Linked DNA regions of Homo sapiens: region 1 is linked to region 2. A link is a loop called in an ENCODE intact Hi-C map of the cell type or tissue named here. Cell type or tissue: dorsolateral prefrontal cortex. All regions are shown on one strand.

The links. Hi-C counts contacts between places; a loop is a spot of excess contacts. Peaks named below come from ENCODE experiments on the same cell type or tissue, not always from the same donor. Only the 100,000 strongest peaks of a DNase experiment are listed, where the experiment ranks them.
Region 1: a loop joins it to region 2, with 5 times the contacts of the local background. A loop is called at or near these places in 58 of 110 quality-filtered maps.

Annotation. Positions count from the first base shown.
Region 1 is chr16:20,867,530-20,870,029 of GRCh38, reverse strand. The region is part of intron 1 of DCUN1D3 (defective in cullin neddylation 1 domain containing 3); the gene reads left to right. Among named protein-coding and RNA genes, the nearest start is that of DCUN1D3, 32 kb to the left of the region's middle. In dorsolateral prefrontal cortex, no CTCF peak of the experiment used is centred here; a DNase peak (open chromatin) is centred at 959; H3K27ac peaks cover 2,471 bases.
Region 2 is chr16:21,082,820-21,085,319 of GRCh38, reverse strand. The region is part of intron 19 of DNAH3 (dynein axonemal heavy chain 3); the gene reads left to right. Among named protein-coding and RNA genes, the nearest start is that of DNAH3, 67 kb to the left of the region's middle. In dorsolateral prefrontal cortex, a CTCF peak has its summit at 1,308 (motif pointing right); a DNase peak (open chromatin) is centred at 1,319.

The DNA of each region.
Region 1 (2,500 bases), 220 kb after region 2:
GTATTCTGTTCCTATTGACTTGGTTCCTCAGGAATATACTTAGGCATTGATAGGATGTTGGACATTTTCTTCTTGGGGCACCAGGACCTCCTTAGGGGTAGGGGAATATCCTGGCACACATCATAGCAGAGAACAGTAGTGAGACCAGTGATGGAAAGTGGCGAGTTTAGAGTCAGACTGCCTGGATTTGAATCCTTCTCCTCCATTGGCTGTGTGACCTCAGGCTACCTCCCTCAAGCTCTATTCACTTCCTCCCTCTGTAAAATGAAGATTATATTGTCTTCCTTATAGAGTCGTGGATTACATGTGATAATTCATGCCAATAAATATATGTAATTATTTTTACAATATTGTTATTAATATACATTAATAACATGAGCCAACCATATCAACCCTCTCCCTCCTCCTTTCCATTTCATGCTTATAGACATTTAAGGACCAGAATTAAACCTGCCTTCTCTCTGAAACTTGCCCATGGAAAGTCTGGCAGACTGGTTTTATTTTCCAGCCTTACTGCTTAGTAGTTAAGAGACCTGTTTCCTAATCTATGAAAGCTGCAACAACTATTTTCTTGAGGTTGTTGGGAGGCTTGAAGGTGATGATGAATATGAAGCATGTAGCCCCAGGCTCCACAGATACTGATTTCACGTCCCCAGTCCCTCCCTACCTTTCTTTCCGTAATAGTAGTTCACACTTCTCTCTCCTTCTCCTGTCTGCATTTGTACAGAGTCTCAGTGTGAGTTTGTCCTCTGTGGTGGTTCTGTTCTGTAAGACACAGTTGAGAGTAAGCCCCTAGAAGACAGGGACTTGCCTGGTTGTCATTTCATGATCTGCCTAGGAGATGGGAACAACTTCCTGATCCCTCTTTGGAGCTAGAGCAACCCAGGGACTGCAGCCTCTGGGATTGCCCTTTGGGCTCAGCAGTGGCCGCTCCAGGCCTAGGACCAGGCAGCCAGCCAAGCCCATCCCCAGGAACAGCGGCCAGCGCTGGCACAGGGGAGGAAAGAGTCTGGAGGCTGATGTGCAGAGGAGGGAGGGAGAGGCAGAGCAGCTGGGCTGAGACTGAGGGAGAGAAGCTGGAGGCTGATCTTGGTCCAGCAGAAGCTGAGCAGAGCTGCTGTCTTTGGTCTTTCAGGTAAACACTCAAAGCTATAAGTAGAAAAGAAAAAAAGCCTAGAAGTTGGTTTCCCCAGTGCATGGGTTTTTTTTTTCCTTCTTTCTTCTGCCTTTTCTTTCTCCACATCCCTCCTTGTCTCTGGCTCCATTCAACCCATTTGTGTCCCTTGCTAATGCAGGAGAATGGTCACTTATTGTGAGCAGACCTGAATCGCTATGGGAGATCTGGGCTGGCTCCTGAAAAGAGCACTGTTCTAGGAGAAGGGAGACGATTCTGTCACCAAAGTTGTGACAATAATTATAACTATTATAGAGGCTAACACCAACCAAATGCTTTCTGTGAGTCAGGTATTGAGCAGAGCATTTACCTGCGTTATTTATTCTACCCAATAGTGCTTTGAGGTACAACTGCCTCGATTTAAAGTTCCATGCGGACAGTTCCCATTATTTGGTGAGATTGCCATGGCAATGGCAATGGTTTGTCTTGGTTTGTCTGAGCTCATCCTCTTCATCACTGCGCTTCTGTTTCCTCCATTCCTAAATAGACTCCTTGACCTCAGTTTGTCTGTGTTTAGTTTCCTGTAAAATGGGGGTAATTGCTTCACAGAGCTACATTTATATATAGCTTTCTTAATGTATTAACAAATACCAAATGATATTCAGGACTAATAATGCTCTGTTGCTGTTGAAAATTTGGTGCTGGGATGTCCAGATTGTGCTGAGGCTGTCCACTTCAGAGGTGGCAGTGATGGGGAGGAGGACCAACTGGGAAGGCAGTTCCATTAAATTAGTAACTGAGTGGAAAGCTAGACATCCTTTCTTTTGCAGAGATCTACAGAGTTGGGACTAAGTGGAGAGGGGAAGGAGTTTGGAACTGGCTGAAAGCCTGCTCCAGGTTAGGGACTGGGCATAACCAGCAATTCATTGTCCGTTGGGCACAGCAGATACTCAGCTTGATTTTATTCAGGATCAATCACAAGGAAATCCTGTGTTGTGGAGAGTCTGATCCTCCAAGCATTACTGGGTAGTGGTGTATTTGAGTAGGATCAGTGCTGTGGCAAGATAATCGGTTTTGGAACAAGCCCTGGGCCAGTGACTCAGTGCAGGGATAGGAAGTCCTGGCCAGCTGGGCCTGTGGAATCTGAGGCCTGGAGCCCATTGTTCAGATGGGGTAAGTTGGGGCTTCCAACAGGCTAACCAGATACTACTGAGCTACTACTACTACTGATACAGTAACAGCTGTCATATCAAGTGTTTTCTCTGAAGCCATGTACCTTTAATCTGCAGTTCCTCACTGAATCCTTTCAAGAGCTCTATCAGGCAGATATCATTTTGCAGATTGAGGAAATTCAGGCTTCCATTAGGGTCAAACAATTAGCCAGTG
Region 2 (2,500 bases):
CACCCGCCTCAACCTCCCAAAGTTCTGGGATTATAGGCATGAGCCACCGTGCCTGGCTGGGATATTTTTTAATTGTAATTTTAATTAATTGATTTTTAAAATAGAGATGGGGGGGGTCTTACTATGTTGCCCAGGCTGGTCTCAAATTCCTGGCCTCAAGTGATCCTCCTGCCTTGGCCTCCTAAAGTGCTGGGATTACAGGCGTGAGCCACAGTGCCTGGCCATGACTTCTGGTTTTGAAACGCCCCAGCAGAGGGATCCGCAGAGGAGGAGTTGCTGTCAGCTGGTGCTCACGGGGTGCCTCTCTCTACGGACCCAGCCTAACTAGGACTTTGACCTGCATCGGGGGGATGGGGGGGTTAGGGAGCTTAGGTGGGACAGGTGGCCTCTGGTAGTGCCAGGTTTCTCTATGAGATGGCACTATCAAGAGTGTCCTTGTCGATGGCATTTGGAGAACATGCCGCGGGGCCGGGAAAGCCATCTGCTCCACCTGGTGCTTCCTCTATGATGCTATTCTTGTATGTGGGCACTCAGAAAATCCCAACCAGGCCAAGCGAGGTAGCTCACACCACTAATCTCAGCACTTTAGGAGGCCGAGACAGGAGGATCACTTGAGGCCAGGAGCTTGAGGCCAACCTGGGCAACATAGTGTGACCCATCTATTTAAAAAATTAATTAATTTAAATTTAAAAAATCCCAGTCAGGTGCCGTGGCTCACGCCTATAATCCCAGGACTTTGAGAGGCCGAGGCAAGTGGATCGCTTGAGCCCAGGAGTCTGAGAACCAGCCCGGGCCAACACTGCAAAACCCCATCAAGAAATACAAAAAAATTAGCCGGGCGTGGTGGCACATGCCTGTAGTCCCAGCTGCTAGGGAAGCTAAGGTGGGAGCATCACTTGAGCCTGGGAGGTTGAGGCTGCAGTGAGCTGTGATTGCGCCACTGCAGTCTAGCCTGGGCAACAGAGAAAGACCCTGTCTCAATAAATAAATAAATAAATAAATAAAGTAAAAAAATTCTAACCATAATAATAATGATGATATTGAAAATGTACTGAGTACCAGCTATGGTGCTGGGTACTGTGTTGTATACTTTATTTGGATTCTCACATTTCACCCTTAAAACAGGCCTTTGAAGTGGAGATTATTATTATCTCCATTTCACGGATTGGAAAACTGAGACTTGGAGAGATGAATTGTCAGATGGCTAGTTGGTGGTGGGAAAGGGGATTGGAATTTTTCTACACTGTTTGACTCAGCCTGGAAAAGTCAAAAAGGCAAAAAAGGTCCGGTCAGAGGAAGGGAGCGGGCAGTAGGGGGCAGTAAACCACAGTGAGAGAGGGCCGGGGAGCACAGCCCTAGGACAGTGGCTCCCAAGGAGTGAGCCCCTAAATGGAAGCCCAGTGGGCTGAGCAGTTAAGAGGCAAGTTCAGAAAGGACAAAGGCCCCTAGATACTCTCCGGACTGCCCCTAGGCAGAGCCCATTCCTCCCTGCAGTGTATGTAGGTCACACCACAGGCCGCCCTGGGGACAGCCCCAGGCCTGGGGATGTCATTCTCTGCCCTGATGCCTAACTTAGGAGATCCACTGCCACAGATGCTAGCTCTGGCAGGGGGATCTGAAGGATGAGCCATCTGTAGCACTCAAGTCTAGAAGCTGGATCTTCTGAAGCAAGGCCATGGCTGTGCTGGGGGTTCTGGTCATTTACAGAACGTAGGTAGAAAAAGTTAGAGCCTTACGTTTGGGGCACAGACTTTATAGATAACAGCAAAGGGGTTGCTACTGTGGTTTCAAACGAAATGGAAGCCACAAATCTAAAAGGCTTTTTGGATCACTACACTAAGGTGCATTTCTGATGTCCTATTTGCAATTAGTGTTATTTTGGTTATTTTTTCATCATGTGCCTATAACACTCTTGGTCTTCCAAGACCGTTATTTCAACGGTAACTACTTCTGGGTTCCTTGCTTTTGTGCTTTCTGAGTCATTATAAAAAAATCTCCTGGTCTGGCCAGGTGCAGTGGCTCACGCCTGTAATCCCAACACTTTGGGAGGCCGAGGCAGACAAATCACCTGAGGTCAGGAGTTCGAGAGCAGTCTGGCCAACATGGCGAAACCCCATTTCTACTAAAAATACAAAAATTAGCCGGGCGTGGTGCCATGCGCCTGTAATCCCAACTACTTGGGAGGCTGAGGCAGGAAAATCATTGGACCCAGGAGACAGAGGTTGCAGTGAGCCGAGATTGCGCCATGGCACTCCAGCCTGGGTGACAGAGCGAGACTCTCTCTCAAAAAAAAAAAAGTATGGAAAAAGAAAAATTTAAAAAATAATAAAAATTTAAAAAATAATAAAAATTTAACTGTTAAAAAAAAAGCAAGATGGAACAAGGTAACATTTGATCTTAGGGAGAAACTGCACTGATAGATGCCAAAACTGGCCCTCTGTGACTAGTACAAATATAACGTGAGCCATTTGTGTTAATTTTTTTTTTTTTTTGAGATGGA